Linked DNA regions of Homo sapiens: region 2 is linked to region 1. The links are chromatin loops, found by intact Hi-C in ENCODE. Cell type or tissue: HCT116. All regions are shown on one strand. Links, peaks and the distances in the headings refer to the core of each region. The heading gives the core; the rest is flanking DNA. Region 1 overlaps TCF20 (transcription factor 20). Region 2 has its middle 44 kb from the start of TCF20.

Region 1 (8,897 bases), core at 341-8,340:
GCCTAATGAAGATTGCACTTGGCTGCTGAGCAGTGGCAGGGAGGCGGGCACTATAGCAGCCACAATGCCTGGGCTGGGGCTGGTGGGGAAGGAAAGTGGACAGACTCAGGCTCTCCTCTGGAGGTGTAACCCTGGACTGCCTCTGGACCAGTTTGGGGAAAGGGGAACTCTAGAATGTGACATTCATGCATACACACAAATGGACTGTGTGATGTCCAGCTCCAGGGGCAGGGGGGCCACGCCCCGTTCCCTGCCTTGCTCAGCGTCCATCCATGGCTGTTCTGTGCAGGGTACATAGCATCCAGGATGCAGCATTAGCCCTGATCAAGGTTATGCTTCCCATGTGCTGGACCACAGGGCCTGTTAGGGCAAGCTGGGGCCTCCTTGTTTAATTCACGACAGGAGGAAGAGCTGGGTATAGGGACTCCACTGTCAAAAGCCCTGCCAACCAATGACACAAGCCAGCAAGGCAACCCCCTTGGCACAAAGAGACAGTGGGCAACCACGGGCCTGCAGAAGGACTTTTCCCCTCCGCACTCCTGGCGAGGGTCAGGTACCAGATACCTCACAGGCTGGGAGGCAGGGGCGGCATCTTTTAACCCCAAGCCTTGGGTATTTTTTGCTATAAGAGACAGCTGCAGGGTCCAATCTGCTGCCTTGACCCCTCCAACTCCCAAGAGAAACCCACAGCTAGGCATGGCAGATCAACGGGCTGAGAGCCAGTGTGCTGTGCTGGCACTTAGAGACATTTCCCAATGGAATCTCAAAAGGTTGGCACTGCTATTCCTGTTTTTACAGAAGAAACCGAAGTACAGAGACATGGAGTAGTCTGATCTTAGTCACACAGCACCTATCATATCACTCTGTCAGAACATGGCGCACTAGGAGGCAGACACACACGCACATTCGCTGTCTGTTCCCTGCCTTGTCAGGGCACCCAATAATGGTGGCTCTCTGTCCCCAGCATGGGGCCCAAGATGAGTCCTCCTTTAGTCAGAGGTGTGATTCTATCCCCAGTCACCAGGGCTTCTACCACAAATGAAGGACGGTGACCACCCTCAATGTCACTGCTGAACTGGGAAACCAGGAAAAGCTATATGCCTTGTGGGAACAGCACATAAAAAACATTTCAGATGGACAGGACTGGATGCAGTGAGTCCATCCTCTCCCTCCAAGAGCTGAATGGAATGGTTCAACCTCAATGGACCTGAGACGACTCTCTTCAATGGGTGAGGCCACTTCATCACTGTGCTTCAACCCAGAAGGATGAAGCTCATTGTTCTGTTCAAGAGTTGGCCGGGCGCCGTGGCTCACGCCTGTAATCCCGGCACTTTGAGAGGTCAAGGCGGGAAGATCACTTGATGTCAGGAGTTCAAGGCCAGCCTGGGCAACATGGTGAAACCCCATCTCTACAAAAAATACAAAAATTAGCTGGGCGTGGTGGTGCACACCTGTAGTCCCAGCTACTCGGGAGGGCTGAGGCGGGAGAATCGCCTGAACCCCAGAGATGGAGGTTGCAGTGAGCCGAGATCGTGCCCCTGTACTCCAGCCTGGGCGACAAAGTGAGAATCCGTCTCCAAAAAAAAAAAAAAAAAGAGTCAAGGGCCCTGACAGCTAGGAAGGAAGGCCCAAGAATGACTAGAGAGGAACAGATGAACAAAATCCCCAGGAGATTTGTCCACCAGGCCCAGGGCCTGAACTTTCTTTTTCTCAAACACAGATGCAATTCCAGGACAAAAACAAAAAACACTTAAGCTCTTTCCTTAACCAGGTCTTCTAGGACACATTCCAGGAATACGCATCGTGGTCCCCTACAGAACTTGACTCTAACCATCTTGGCCTGTGCTGGCACAGGGGTGACAATGGGAAGGCACAGTGACACCCTCAGGAGCGTAGGGACATGCAGGAGGGCCAACAGAAACAGTCCTTTCAAAACCACGCAATGCAATGGCTGCCTTGTCCTAAGGGCTAATCCCAGGAAAAGGAGCAGGCAGTGCTGCCCAGCAGGTTCTGGAAAACCAGCAGCCACTCGCTGATGGTGGCAATGTACTCCAAGTCCAAGAGGCTTCATTTGCTCATCTGGTTCCTCTGACCCAGGAACACATGGAATGGCTTCCACCCACCTCCCCACTTTGCTCTGATCCCTTCACTGCCAGCCCTACTCCCCGGAAGAGGAAAGAGAAAGGCACCACACTCAACGCTCTATCAAGAAGGCACTCAGCAGCCCCCACTTGACTTCTCAAATGGCGTGGCAGCCGAGGGGCCTTCTCCGGAAATTAGTAGTGGTAACAAGGAGGAGGGCACGTTCCAGAAGGTGGTCAGGCACATGGTGGTGCCGGAAGGGACACGTCTAGCGTAGCTGTGTGAGTCAAACTCCTGAGGTCGACACAGAAGTCCTCCCATTTGAGAGAAATGACCCCTCAATGAATATTTCTGAGACAACTAGTCCTCCTGCCCCATCCTGTAGCAGCAAGTGCCACAAGGTACATTTTGGTTTTTCTTTTCTTTACAACCTATTTCCCTTCATGCCTCAGTGACGCAGGGAGGGTGAAGGAGCAGCATGGAGCTCAGAGGCCTGCAGCTTCTAGAGACCCCAAGTCCTATCATCCTGTTTTCACAGATGCCTGCCAAGAGGGCCGTGACCACAATAATCCCACACAAACTCACAGCAAGCACAACTCAATCACAAGAATTTTTTTTCTTTTTTTGAGACAGGGTCTCACTGTGGCCCAGGCTGGAATGTAGCGGCACGATCATGGCTCACTGCAGCCTCAACCTCCAGGTTTGATCAAGTGATCCTCCCAGCTCAGCCTCCTGAGTAGATGGGACTAAAGGCATGTACCACCACGCACGGCTAATTTTTTTTTTTTTTTTTAATGTAGACACAGGGTCTCACTGTTGCCCAGGCTGGTCTTGAACTCCTGGGCTTAGGCGATCCTTCTGCCTCAGCCTCCCAAAGTGCTGGCATTACAGGTATGAGCCACCATGCCCAGCCTCGAGATTTTTAAGAGTAAAATTAAATCAGATGCTAGAGTCTACTAAATCTTTGAGGATTTTTCTTTCCTTTGTACTTCTGCAAAAAGGAATCCTTCATAATACTGGAAAAAAAAGATTTCTAATAACAAAACCCAAGAGTTCTGTTGTTTTCAAAGGAAAACACACCATAAGCTTTACAGAAATGTAGTAAATTAAAAAGAAGAGACCTTTGACTGGAACCCTTTCTGAGACGGGGGAAAGAGCAGGGGCTACTGGCAAGAGATGCCCTGCCCAAGAAAGAGACCTAAAAGCCTGTTGTGTCCACTCACAAGGCCACCCCTGGCCAGCTGTGCCCTGAAGGGCTGCCTTCAGGAACAGTCACCCTGCACCCCATTGGCAGTGGACAGTTTAGAAGCCCCCACTCCTTTCCACAGATAATCTGGGGAGCTAAGTAACCAATGGAAGAACACTGCATCCACCTGGCGTTGTCATCCACAGGATGAAATGCTGGTGGCAGAGCATAGAGCGAGCAGGAGGGCAGAGGCAACGACGCCTGCTGGGAGCCGGGCAGGATGCAGGGAGCCCGGTGGCCCCGACTCACCTGTGCTTGCTGTCCTTTCCATTCCCACGAGCACACTGCCCCCCTCACCCCCGCTCCGACTGCTCTGTGCTGAGGCTGCCTTTCGCGGTCTTGTTCTGCAAGGGGGGGAGAGGGCACGGAAGGGGAGGCTGACACGGGCAAAACCAAGAGGAGACAGACAGGTGGGAGAGGACAGTGCAGAAATCAGGGAGGGCAAAGGGAGGACAGGAGTGGCACATGGAAAAGGAAAGAAAAGGCAGAGTCAGTCCTGACCGACAAACAGGAGACATTCAGACAGGGTTTTCTGAGGCAAAATGTGACCCTTAAAAAGGGGAGTTCTAAAAATAACATGCAAATTAAGTAAAAATAAAGAGAATATAAGATCCTGTGACCACTCCCCGCCCTTCCCCAGAAATAATTTTTAAAGAAAAGCATAAGCAAGCATCTTTCAGGAGCATTTTGAGGGCAGACCTCTCTGGACAACCTCCTTCTAGTACTTTCGGCCCTACTAGATTTAAGACTGCGAGTGACCAGTGACCACCAGGTGTCAGTGTGACCTCAGCCAGAGACACAGTGCAGCCCCTGCAGGAAACATCAGGTGGCAGTGGTCTCCGTTCTGATCCTTTCTTGGGGCTCCTTCTCCATATACACCCTCCCCACACACATATGTGGTATCCACAAACAGACCATTCACCCCTTACCTCCCACCCTTTCCTAAAGGAAGCGACCACGAGACCACCTCCTAAATAAACTGGGAAGTGGAGCCCGAGACAGCCCATCCACTGTGCATCAGGCTGCTTCTGCAGAAGCACAACCTGGAAGAGACTGAGCTTCCCCAGAGCCTTGTGGTCAGCTCGACTTCTAGTCTGGGAAGATGCCTTTGCACAGGCCTCAAGGCCTAGAACCAGACTTACCAAACGCCAACCTGTGAATTGGGGTTCTATTCACCTCAAGTGGAAATCAGTGGCTTGATCGAGTTAGATATTCTCACCTCTCTTAATGAACAGACAAACACCCCCTCTCCCAAAACACATTTCTCCTGGGATCCTCATAATACTCCGAGTGCTGGCCCCCATGCCACGGGTCTCCCTTCAGCATCATGCCCCTCCACCCTCCCAGGGCCAGGAGGGGACTAACAGCCGGAGGCACAGGTGGGGACAGGTGTGGGTGAGGCCCACCAACACCTGGTCTTCAGGTCTTTCAGGAGGAGCCACCCTCGATCCCATCCCTGCTGGTAGCTCTTGGGGCCTCTGACTCACCTTGTGCTTAGGGCACCTCACCGAGAAGTTCTCCTCATGTAGCAAACAATCTGGAAGACAGAAGGGGACAGTCAGATGGAGACTTCACAGCTGGACATAGGTGTGGTCATGCTGGCTGGGATTGACAGGGTCAGACATAAAGGTAGCAGGTCGCTACACTTACTTCTAATAGGAAAACATTAGAGACAACCCAAGTAAGCTATGATACCTTAACATGATGGATATCGGTCACTTAAAAATTAACATTTGAAAAGAGTTAATGGTATGGAAAACACCCATGAAACAAAACTGCTTGAAAAAACCAGGATGTACAAATGTATAAATGTGCTAATTTTATTAAAATGTTTCTACGCATTAAAAAAAGACTTGGGGCTGGGTACCATGGCTCACACCTGTAATCCCAGCACTTTGGGAGGCCGAGGCAGAAAGATCACTTGAATCCAAGAGTCAAGACCAGCTTGGGCAACACAGTGAGATCCTGTCACTATTAAAAAAAAAAAAAAAAATACTGAAAGGCTGGGTGTGATGGCACTTGCCTATAGTCCCAGCTACTTGGGAGGCTGAGGTGAGAAGACTGCTTGAGCCCAGGAGTTCAGACTGCAGTAAGCTACTATCACATCACTGCACTATAGCCTAGGCAAGCAAAACTGTCTTAAAAAAAAAAAAAACTACTTGGGAGGCTGAGGCAGGAGAATCACTTGAACCAGAGAGTCGGAGGTTGCAGTGAGCCGAGATCACACCACTGCACTCCAGCCTGGTGACAGAGCGAGACTCCGTCTCAAAAAAAAAAAAAAAAAAAAAAAAAAAAAGACTGAAAGGAAATCTATGAATATGTAACAATAATTCTCTTTGGGTAAGAAGATACAGCTGATTTAAATTTTATCTTTTCTATATTCCCACGATATCACCAATAAATGCTATTTTAAAAATCCTTGATTCTAGGCTAACCCCATTTCTCAGGCTCAAGCCAAAGCCTCCTTGTAAAAACACTTTAAAATCTAGACGCGTATTTTCTTCTCTGTACAGAGAATGCCCAGGTGTCTGAGACAGAAAGGTGGCCAGGCCCAAGAGCCCCACTGTCACCTTTGCCCCACGACCCACGGAGACACAGAAGCCTCCAACACAAATCACATAATCCACACTAAATGCTTCAGAGGAAGGTAAAATCCCATGAGGATGCTTTTAATCCTTGGAGGAAAAATGATTCATTCCAACTTGTAACATGATGACAGCATCCTGGATGGCAGCAAGGACACATCTGCCTCCAGGTGAGCTGAGCTCTCACACAAGGGTAGTGCATGGATCAGGGCAAGGAAATCTAATTAATGAGTTCACTCTGCACACCACAGCTCCTGGAGACCGACAGCCAGGTCACTGGTGCAAAACGCGGTGGCAGAATGTTAATAAATATTGATAACACATTCTCAGAGAGCTCCCAGGCACCATGGCAGGAGGCAGCCACGGTACTTATCCTTGTTAAATTTAAACTGAGATCCAGACTAGCAGCCTGTGCACCCACAGATTTCAAGTGCAATAGTAATAAGCAATGAACATACACATGAAAACTTTTCAGGTCCCGGTATCCTAAAACAAATCAAAAAGACCCTTTTATATTTGGCCAGACCTGGAACATCATAGCCTGTCTTTCGTTGGAGCCCATGAGTATCTAAGAGAGTGGGCGGCAGCCTTCTTGGCTCCGTGGGCCCAAGAGCTCAGCAACTTACTACTAACCTCCAAGCCCCTCCCCCAGCAAGCAACTAGCAAGGCAATAAATGAAATGTGTTAATTTAAAACCCACAAGTACATAGTGTGACCAAGACTCCCGCTGCTCCAATCTGCCAGAGAGTTTATAAACAGCAGGAGCCAGACAACTGGAGCTCAGGGGATATGCTCTCTTCTTACCTGGGCTCTGGCAGCAAGCACTATGCTGGCTTAGTCTCTAGTTTGGGCCAAACAGAAACAGTACAGCACACGTGGGGCTGGGCCACGCTTACGCCACAGGGGTTTATACCAGTGAGGACAGGGACCACACGAGCAGCAAAGGGTGCCATCAGAAAGGCGCAGGTGGCTCAGTTCCCTCACGGCCACAGAACAGTGACCAGCTGTGATGGACCATTAATAAAACACGCCTCATGTTAGGAAATGCGTTCCCTCTGAGTTAGAAGCAGAAAAGAGTAAGACACTATGAATGCACGCTAACGACAACTTGAAACTAATGCCAGATACATCTGGAAATGAAGTCTCCTACAGCAATCTGCCTGAGGCAGTGTCCATCTCTGACAAGGCCTCCCATGCAGGAACACTGTGCAGACAATGCCCTCCTCTGTTCTCATACATGTCCACAGGCCGTCAGGAAGCACAATTCACGTTCCTGGCAGGGGCCAGAACCACAGCTAGAGAGCTCAGAAACCTGGAGGGCACAGGGGAGCTTCTCCTCTTACCAGTCCCTGCTGGGAGGGAAGAGTGAAGAGCAGTAGGTGTAGTAAAACCTCTTCTGAGGACTCTGAACAGGCAACTGCACCTACATGGCCAGCCAGTCAAGGTCTCTCAATCTGTGTTCTTCAAGGCCCAGGCACCATCCTACACTGTCCAGAGGGCGCAGTCAGCACTTCTGCATAGTGAAGTCAAAGTAAACAGCTTGCGAGATCATCATCCAAGCTCAAAAAGACCTACAAGGTGGCCTAGTCAACAAGATGGCTTGCAGACACAAACATCAACCCCCAGAAGAGAAGGCCACTTTCATTTCCCTCTTCAAGCTCAAAGGCAGAATGGATTTACTAAGCTCCTCATTATAAGCTCTGTGAAGCTTCAGATACCCACATGCATCCACATGCTCCCAGGCTGAGGATGGTGGGCTCAAGGAGGGAGGTAGGAAAAACAAGAAGGGTTTAATGTCCTTTGGATCTGTTGTGTAGCAGACACAGACTCCAATTCACCTACACTCTACCCCAGTACTACTGTTATTCCTTATGTTGGCACACTGCAGGGCTTGGGACACAGGGGCCTGCCAGCCCCACCCTGCCTTGCCGAAGGGTAGGCTCAGGCTCCTGGGCCATAAGGAGGGAAATATGGGGCTCTTGGCACTGGGACTGGCTCCTGTGAGGCAGACGGCTGTCCCCCGGGGAGGAGTCAGACTACTGGCATTTCCTAATGACCCATCCAGGGCTCTGATGGCACCAGCAAGATCAAAGTCTGCAGCAGAGATAGCAGCTTTAAAATGCTACTGCAACGAGAGCTGCAGAAAGTAGAATTCCCAGCTGTTTTTTCATGAGAGTAGAAGAAAAAAAAAAAACCCTCCACACAAGGTTCTTTACGCACAGTGGAATTATTAATGAGCTACCACAGCCTTTTTTTCTCGTCTTAATTGTTGTGGCTCATTGCATTAAATACATTAATTAAAAAAAAAAAAAAACAGAGCTCATGCTCTTATTACTGTAACCCCCCCCACCTGGAGCCAAATCCTGTGCCTATGACATAACAAGCAACACAAAACAGCTGACCATGATGTCAGAAATGCAGGGTCAACATCAGGTGGGGGGGAAGGTGGCAGGAGTCACAGATCATGAAACAAAGATTCTGTTTCTATGGAGATGTCCCAGTAATAAAAGTCTTCCCTGAGACATCAACAGCTCTTTAAAGATCTGGGTGGGTTGACAGCAAGGCAGAGATGAAAATGTTAAACTGCTCTTTACTCCATAAGGGAGGTTAGGGATTCTCAAACCAAGGACTTATTTTTGTTATGATTAGAAAGAAAAGTCCATCAATAAACTTGTTTCCTGGATACAAAGTTACATCATACACAGAGAGCAATTTCCAAGAAGACTGTGTGGAATAATACAAGCGTCCATCCCCACAGAGCAGTGCAGGCCTCTGGGTCACTGTGACTTGGGTCATCAAAAAGACCGCAATGACCAAGACATGGTCATCTTGTGAAACTGCCTCTGGGTCCCAGGTCTCCACATGAAGGAGCAAAGTGCACAGCAGCAGAGGCAGCAAAGCCAGAGGCCGACAGCCCTACCCTCACTCCTCCCAACCCAGACCCCTCTGTCTTGCTGGACACGCGGCCACCAACTTCTGTTAAA
Region 2 (8,897 bases), core at 619-8,618, 150 kb after region 1:
TGTGCCAGGTCCTGGGGATCTAGTGGAAACAAGATGGACAGTCCCTGGGGCTACGGAGCCCATGTCCCACTGGGGGAGACAGACAGTGAGAGACTCTCACAAATAACCCATTGATGCCAGCTCTCTGGGGGGTTGTGCGGGGGGGAGTAAGTGGTGCTAAGAGACTGTCGACAATAACAGGAATCCAGCCAGGGGGGCGCGTGGGCTCAGAGGAAGCAGTGTTTCAGCCAGGCTAGACGAGGAAGGCATGCAGAGAACTTTCCAGGCAGAGCCCTGAGGAGGAAAGGAGTATGGCTCGTGGAAGTGGCAGCCCGCATGGCTGGAATACAGTGGAGAGGACTGGCGTGGCAATGGAGTGCAAGGAGACAGGGCCTGTGGTGGACATGAGCAGGGTGGATTTTAGCCCCCAGGCAATGGGTGGCCAGGCCAGGAGCCTGAGTCTGGAAAGTTGCAAATTCCTGGACAGAGAGTGACAAGCCAGCCCCAACAGGTGGATCTGTGGTTTAAGGAGGCCACTCTGAGAGCCCAGGAGGGCCCCGCAGAGCCTGGGCCGCCCGCCTGCCCGCCCTCTTTTCTCCCCAGCAGAGCAGCGGCAGGCAGATTGATGAGGCGGAGGCTCAATCTGTCTTGAGTTTAGCTCAGCTTCTGGCTGCATCTTGGATGACACTGGCTCATCAATACCCAAGAAAATACGGCCTGGAGGGAGGAACACTTAGGAACCGTATGGCTGGCCCAAGGCTGGCCCGGTGGCATCCAGGGATTGCTCCCCTCAGAAGGTGCACACGAGTGCAGGAATCGGGGGACAGGGGGGTGGCCAGGCTCCCAAACTGCGGCTCACACACAGCCTGCCTCCCCTCAAGGACCTGCACGCCAGCCCTCCCACCTGCGGCAGGCTCTGGGCAGGGGTCCCTGCGGGGCTGGCGACTGGGACCTGCAGTCAGGGAGGCAGAAGGGGGCTGCCTAAGTGCTTCATCTCCTGGCACCAGGCCCAGGCCCAAGGCCTTTCCCAAGGGGACTGGGGGGAAGGGCAGGAGGGGCACTGAATGGTGTGTCATAGAGTAGGTACCCCCTGTGCCTCAGTTTCCTCATAAGAGAAACGAGGACATTTTTGCCTCAGGGTGGTGTGGGGATCAAATCAGCCTCTAGAAGTGATCACCTTTCCTAAAGGACAAAAGGCTGTGAGGATTGGGCCCTCTCTCAGCAGCTGCAAACCAGAGGGGCTGACCTTGGTGCCCTGCAGGGGCCACACCACCATCATACACCCATGTTGTGGACAGGAGCAAGGTGCAGTTGAAGGGTATGGACGGGAATCATGCAGACCCCAGGCCTGGCCCTCCCAGCTGGGAAACCTGCTAGCGGTGCCTCAGTCCCCTCCCCTGCAAAACGGGGATGAAAACATCCCAAGCCCAGGGCTGTAGGGCTGAAAAGAGCAAGAAAAGTGCAATCCCGGGCACCCTGCAGGCACACAGGAGCTGCCGCGTGTCCTCCCAACTCTGATTTCCCCGTCTCTTCCACAGACCCCTGCACCAGAGCCCTGCATAGTCAAGACAGCCCTGTTCTCCTAGGCACATAGGTTACCCAGAAGCTGGGACTTGAAAGGGTCTCCTTCCTAGAAGGGGTAGTGAGACTCTAGGGTTCTGCATTTTAGAAGAACTTAGGGCAACAGTTATGCCAAAGGAATGAATCACAAACGGTAAAACTTCTGCCAAAAGGCAACAGAGAAGGAGGAAGACATGGAGGATGGGGAAGGTTGCTCCTAGGACTTAGAAATCACCTTGCAGAGACAGGAAGTAGTGATAGGGTATGTACTATATGGCCAACATTACACCAGGTGCAGGAGCTACAGAAGAAGGGCACTCTCCAATGCCGAGAAGGTGCCATCATGGATGAGTGAATGAGTAAGCAGCTGTGGGGATTACAGCAGCAAGGACTCTGCCACTGCCCCTCCTGACTGGTCCCCCAGTAGTCAGCGGGCCACCTGCCTGGTACCAGGACAGCCCACACAGACATGGCCCTGCCTTGTCTAGACCAGCAGCTGCTGAGAATGAGATCCCCATGGGTGTAGCTGGTAGAATAAATGGGTTCCCTGGCTGGACTTGACCTTATTGAGGGGGTCTGATGGAGCCAGGCCAGGTGGGGCCCCAGGCCTCAGAGGAATATACAAAAGGAGCTATGGAGGCGGGCCTGGGGGAATGAGGGTTGGGGGAGCTTGGATTCTAGAATCCACACTACCCACAAAACCACTATGGGGATCAAAGCCCAAGGTGATGACCCACGTTCAGAGCCAGCTCTATTATCACCCATTCCCCAGGGTGTGGAGTGGGCTGTGGGGACAGACAGACCTGTTGCCGCCCTGGCCTGGCAATCCCATTGCTGTCAGGTCCCGGTCACCCCCCATCCCTGCTGAGCCTCAGGCTCCCCATCTGCAAGATGTGACTGGTCATCCCTTCATGAAGAGCCAGGAGCTGCAAGTCCCTGGAAGCTCATAGAGTATCTCCCTCCTCTCCCCATTGTCTGAGCCACAGGTGAAAGCATGGGGCCCCAATCTAGTGCCCTGCATGCCCAATGCCCAGGCCTCAAGGCCCACGTCTGCAGAGCCCAGGGGAAAGGTGCCTTGAGGACGAAGCTGGGTCCTGGGGAGCCAGCTCCAGTACTGGGGGTGGCTCACTGTTTCCTGTCCAGGAATGCTCAGGACAACCAGCTTCTTGCAATCTTCCCAGCTCAGGCTCCCCAGCCTGAGTCACACCATCACCATACTGTGGACCCTGGACAAGCCTCCGGACTTTTCTGGGCCTCACCTTCCCCACCTGGGAGTGCAGGTGCTAATGCCCACCTGTGGGCTGTGTCACACCATAGGCCAAGAGCTTCTTCAGTGCCTGGCACTCAGTAGGCCTGCAATAAATGGAGACAGCTGCTAGGATGCAGGCGAACCCCCTGGTGCACAGTAGGGTCTCAACCCAATCCCGCTGACCCCATAGCATGGACAAGGCGAGGTTCTCAAAGGCCTCTGAGAGCCAGAGGTGCCTAGACCTGCCTCGTGCAATACAGCATCCTCTCCACAAGTCAGGAAAGGCCCCTGCAGCTGCGAGCAGAGCCCTGCCCGCTGCACTCTCCCATTACCCTCTCAGCCTTCCTTCACATTGCTTCCTGCCTCACACCACCTCCTCCAGGGGGTGCCTCGATCATCTGCCAGAATGCAACTCACTTTCCTGTGGATACCTCTGGGGTTCTGTTAGGACCCTGGATGTCCCCAAGACACCTGAGGCTCACTGCAGCCTCAACAGAATTCTTTCTTTTTTTTTTTTTTTTTTTTGAGACAGAGTCTCGCTTTGTCGCCCCAGCTGGAGTGCAGGGGCACGATCTTGGCTCACTGCAACCTCCACCTCCTGTGTTCAAGCAGTTCTCCCGCCTCAGCCTCCCGAGTAGCTGGGATTACACAAGTGTGCCACCACGCCCAGCTCACTTTTGTATTTTTAGTAGAGACAGGGTTTCGCCAAGCTGGCCAGGCTGGTCTCAAACTCCTGACTTCAAGTGATCTGCCCGCCTCGGCCTCCCAAAGTGCTGAGGTTAGAGGCGTGAGTCACCGCGCCGGGCCAACAGAATTCCCCGCCTCAGGGAACACCTTTGCCCCGGCTGTTCCCGCTGCCTGGAATGCTCTTTCCCAAGATCTGTGCGTGACTGCCTCCTTCCTGTCCTTCCCTTCTCAGTGCAACGGCAGGTGCTCTGTCTGCTGTGTTCAGAGCTGTGACCTTTGTGCCTACATAGCGCCTGCAACAAGGCAGATACAGGCTCAGCAGGGAGCCCCGTTCCTGAGGCTGGGGCTGCCCTATAGGGGCCCCTTGTGGCCACTCCAGGGCAGAGAGAAGACATCTCCGCTAACCCAAGGACCTGAAGATAAACTTGGAGGTGATGTGGTGCATGTCTGGAACTGGCCAGAATCCGTCTCTTCCGGATGTGTGCTCTGGGGCAGATGCCTAATGCGAATCGCTTCTGTCATCAGGACACCTGGGGGCTTGACACGGACCAGCTGCCGCTGCCGGGGGACAGGCTGCCAGAGCGCCGATGGGCTCTCAGCGAAATTGATGGCCATTGTCAGAAAATGATTTCCCCATGGCCACATCGCAGGCCCTCGGAGGAGCTTGAATCCCAGGCATCGATGCCTCCTGCGGCAGGCGGGCAGGCGGCCAGGCATGTGGGCAGGCAGCCCACACCTGACCCAGCTGCTTCCCAGAGCCGGGGAGCTAGCAATTACCAGGCGGGAAGAGGAACCCGCAGGTCCTGCACCCAGGAGGCCCAAGCCAAGGGCTGAGGGCTAGCAGGGAGCCCGCCTCTCCCAGGGAGAACAGGGGGTCCTGCCCTGCACCCCTCCTGTCTGCTCTGTGCCCACAAGCCCAGTGCTGACTGGCACAGTGCAAGCACCCGGTGGATGTCTGCTGAATGAAGGAAGGAAGAATGAACTCTAGAAACTTCAGAGAGGATTCTGGAGCAGCATCTGGAGAGGGGATTCAACAACAATAAAGAGGGCAGGGGCACGAAAACCTGGGCTCCAGAACCCCTCCCTCCAGCCCCGACCCAGGGAGGAGGGGAGCGGCTGAATGAGGGGAGGTGGCAGAGCGGAAGGCCCTCACAGCCCAGCCTCCTGGCCCAAAGTCTTCAGCTCACACCACAGCAGGATGTTTTTGTTTTAAACTGGCTGTGCCTCCTTTAAAAGTAAGAGGTGGCAGGAAATTGGATCTGATGACACAAAGCCAGTTTTCACACAATTTTTCAGAAACCTGGAATCAAGGAATGGTCTGAGGAGACCCAAGCAGGGAGGGGGCAGACAGGAGGCTGTGGACACCTCTAGAGATTTCCCCAGGGCAGTCCTGACAGGGGAGGTTCTGGAACAGTTCAGTCTGTCAGCAATCACCAGCCACCTAATGGGGGCCTGAAGCAATGAAAAGTGGGAGAAGCCAGTGGGAGCCCCAGGGTGCTCACACACCATGCTGGGGGTGCAGGAGAGGCACCACAGTGGGCTCCATCTGGGGTCCTCATGGCAGGTGGGCTGCAGGTGAGGACAGGCTCAGAGAGGAAGGACTCTCTGAAGGACAGGCAGCTTGAAGCTGGGGTATCCAGGCCAGGCACACAGGGTAAGAGAGGAAAGGAGGGCAGCCCAGGCAGGTGGAATGGGCTGGACATAGGCAGGAAGAGCAACATCCACTCCCTTGCCTATTCACTCAACAAACTTTCACTGGTTCTACCTCTGGGCAAAGTCCTGGGCTGGCCATGGGGCCAACACTGAGTGAGACTTCCTCACTGAAGCTGGTGGCTTCAGGAAGGTGTGGACAGTGCCATGAATGAGGGAAGCCTAGGGGGCCAGAGAGGGGGGCACATAAGACATCTACCATCCTGGGACAGGGCTGGTCAGAGAGGACTACCCAGAGGAGGCATCATTAGAGTGGCAGATGAACCAGAGGTAGCCCCAGGTGGAGGAGACAAGAAAGGCATCCAGGCAGAGGGAACAGCAGGAGTAAAGATATAAAGACAAGGCTGGGCGTGGTGGCTCACGCCTGTAATCCCAGCACTTTGGGAGGCCGAGGTGGGTGGATCACTTGAGGTCAGGAGTTTGAGACCATCCTGGCCAACATGGTGAAATCCCGTCTCTATTAAAAATACAAAAAATTAGCTGGGCGTGGTGGTGCATGCCTGTAATCCAGGTTACTCGTTGTCAGGAGAATCGCTTGAACCCAGGAGGCGGAGGTTGCAGTGAGCTGAGATCGCGCCACTGCACTCCAGTCTGAGTGACAGAACAAGACTCTGTCTCAAAAAAAAAAAAAAAAAAAAAAAGATTTAAAGACAAGAGGCCACATCAAGGCAGGATTTGGACTTTATCCGAGCACCAGGGAGCCCTGGCAGCTTCCAAGGAAGAAGGGACCCAGGCAGGTTTGCAGGCTAGGAAAGTCACCAGGCACAAATGGAATAAAGACTGCAAAGTGCCTGCAGGCTTCCAGGGCCAGAGTGGTGATGAGAAGATGCTCCCAAACGCTGACCCTGTGAAAATGTGACACCCAAAAGAGCACTAGCATGGGAGTCTCTGCTCAGTTCAGTCCCCTGGGCCTTCCCTGCACCCATGCAGCAGGGGCACACCACACATACTCAAGGAGACAGACTGGCCCACAAGTTAATCTGTCAGAGCCTGGAGGGTCAGAGAAGGGCGAGGTGGGCAGAGGCTCCTCCTCCACCTGCCAGGTTCAAGCGATTCGCCTGTCTCAGCCTCCTGAGCAGCTGGGACTACAGGCATGCGCCACCACGCCCGGCTGATTTTTGTATTTTTAGTAGAGACGGGGTTTCACCATGTTGGCCAGGCTGGTCCTGAACTTGACTTCAAGTGATCCGCCTTCCTCGGCCTCCCAAAGTGCTAGGATTACACGCGTGAGCCACTGCGCCCTGCTGGCCCACCTTTTCTTGCTGAAGCCAGGATCCGAACACATCACTTCCCTGCTCAAGGGCCATCGATAGCTCCCACCACCTCCTGGATCACAGTCAAACTCTTTGGCCTCCAGCCCCTCTGAAGCTGACACTGGCAGAACTTTCTGGTCTCATCTCCACCACTTCACTCCAGCCAAGCGTCGCCCTTTCCCCAAGTGCCAGGCGTCTTTTCCCGTCTGTGCCCACTGCTTTTCTCTTCCTGGAATGCCCTTCCTTACCCCTTTGCTGCCAAGTGGACTCTGGCATGGCCGTAAGGCATCTTCAATGGTCCCATGTCCTCAACACTCTTCCCAGACACCCCAAATCCCCCAAAGAGCACTGGCAACACTATCCGTCTGCCTCCCCTGCAGACTGAGCGCTCTGTGTGCTTGGCCACGTCTGACTCACCCCACCTTCCCCGCCCGCCCTCACTCGGCACACCCTCAACATTTGCTGAAATGAATAAATTATCTCATTTAGCCACAGAGCACTCCCAGCTTGAATGTCGGAGGTTCAGCCAAGAGCCCTAGCGTGGAAATCACCACACTGAAGGTGGCAATATTTCACCTCGCCCAGAAATTTACTGCAAGTTCTCAAGTCTCCCTAGAGTGCGTGTTTATGTGTGTGGTGGGGAAGGAGGGGCGGCGCTGGGTGACGGAGCTTCGATTTAAACACAGATGACGGAAAATCTCCTTTTCCTCCCACTATGTCTGGCCCACCAAGCCCACCTAGGCCCTTCCCCAGTGTCACCTCATTACCCACTCACTACCTGGTACATGGGCAAAGAAAAATACCCCCATCTCACCAAGGTGGAAACTGAGGCTCGGAGAGGCCAAGTGACTGGCCCAAGGCAGCACCCTCAGAGGAGGGCTCTGCTCCTGCATTCCCGCTGGGGGCTGGGGGGGAAAGGGGTGTAGACTCAGCCGCAGGACAGCGGGAGGGTGGGGGTTCTGTGGGCCTTTCCCACGGTCCAGCAGTGGGGAGGGTGGAAGAAGGGAGCCGAGGTGGGCACAGGGCGATCCCTCCCTCACAACGCTACAGAGAAAAATGGCAGGCAGCCAGCAGGGCCCAATTAGGTAGCCAGCTTCAAAGGCACCCATGAGCCAGTAAGAGCCAGATCCCACTCGAGCCCAGGCGGGGCACCCTCCTGGCTGCCTGCCGTGCATGCCTGTCCATCCCCTGGCAGCCCCATTGGCCACACTCCCAGAGCCCTATGGGGCAGGCAGGCCCAGGCCCAGACAAGCCCCTGCACAGGGGCGTGTGCCCAGGGCAGCCTGGGCCTTGACCCCACAAGCACCCCCGGCCCGCTTACCTGCCAGAGGCCCTGGCCATGGCCACAGGCCCCAACGGGGCACCACAGGCCCCGCCCTGCTCGCCAGGTATGATTTGCATATGCTAATTAGCCGCACATCTCTTGCTCCCCTTGGAGCCAGCTTGTTTGGGGAACGGCTGGATCTGGCTATACCTGTACCATGCTGATGTCACGCCGAGCTATTTCCAGCCCAGTTGCCATGGAAACCACAAGGCCTCAGCTCCAGTTAGGAGTTCAATATATAATTTACTTACTTCCCCATCCCCCCAGCCCCACCCCAAAAAGACTAGGGCGTACAGGGAACAATTGGCTAAAATATACAATAACACCCTCCACTTCCCTCGCGGCCTGTGAGAGGAGAGGGGAGGAGGAGGAGGGAGGAGTGCGGCGCAGCGGAACGGTAAATTCATTTTGGAAGAAGGGGGGATGGCAGGGAGGAGAGAAGAGCTTTCCTCATTAAGACGAAGAACAGAGGCTGGCACTCAGGGATGATTCCAGGGAGCAGGCCCGGGCCAGGCAGGAGTCAGGATGCCGCCCTCTGCCCAGTGAGCCCTAGCACTGCCCAGCCAAGCCTTCATCAGGGACCACGAGTGAGGGATGACTCCAGGCCCCCAGCCACCAGGCTGCAGGTGACCTGGGGTTTCTGTGGAAGCCCAGGGCTTATGAGGGCACTGCTGTCTCAGCTGCCACTGCTCTGGTACTTCCAGACACAGGGATGCCATCAAGGCCTGCTGTTCATAAGCAGGTCCCAGTATGGGGGTGGGGGGCACTGGCCACCTCCATGCCTGGGTGTGTGGGGTGCTCCTGATTGACCCTGTGGCCAGCTGAGGCCTGGGGCCATGAAATCAGCCAGCAGAGGCACCTGCCCAATGGAGCTTAGGGCCCTGGCACTGCCCTGACCTGAGATCACTCCAGCTGTGTTCTAAAGGCATTCTCTGACACCTGCTCTGTGCCACACCTTGTAAGGGGTACTAGGGGGGCATGAGAGGACTCAGACACAGCCCCACATGCAGGGAACATTCAGGCTGGCCGTGGGAGGGCAGAGATGGTGCTATGGGGACACTAAGGAGGTATGTGACCGTCACACGTAAAGTCTAGGAAGACTTCCTGGAGGAGGTGCTGGCCAGAGCTAAGGCTT

The links. A loop is a pair of places that touch in the nucleus more often than their neighbours do. Peaks named below come from ENCODE experiments on the same cell type or tissue, not always from the same donor. Only the 100,000 strongest peaks of a DNase experiment are listed, where the experiment ranks them.
Region 2: it touches region 1 in a loop (14-fold over the local background); 24 of 110 quality-filtered maps call a loop at or near these places.

The regions. Positions count from the first base shown.
Region 1 is chr22:42,165,032-42,173,928 of GRCh38, forward strand. TCF20 (transcription factor 20) reads right to left here. Exons shown (of 6, transcript NM_001378418.1): 4 at 4,816-4,865; 5 at 3,578-3,705. The coding sequence ends at 3,622. Among named protein-coding and RNA genes, the nearest start is that of CYP2D6, 39 kb to the left of the region's middle. In HCT116, for the core only: a CTCF peak has its summit at 4,125 (motif pointing right); a DNase peak (open chromatin) is centred at 4,130.
Region 2 is chr22:42,310,305-42,319,201 of GRCh38, forward strand. It overlaps a transcript of TCF20 not described here. Among named protein-coding and RNA genes, the nearest start is that of TCF20, 44 kb to the left of the region's middle. RefSeq lists enhancers at 118-824, 2,737-3,566, 4,398-5,227, 7,969-8,866. In HCT116, for the core only: a CTCF peak has its summit at 3,835 (motif pointing left); a DNase peak (open chromatin) is centred at 3,737; H3K4me3 peaks cover 1,154 bases; H3K27ac peaks cover 1,558 bases.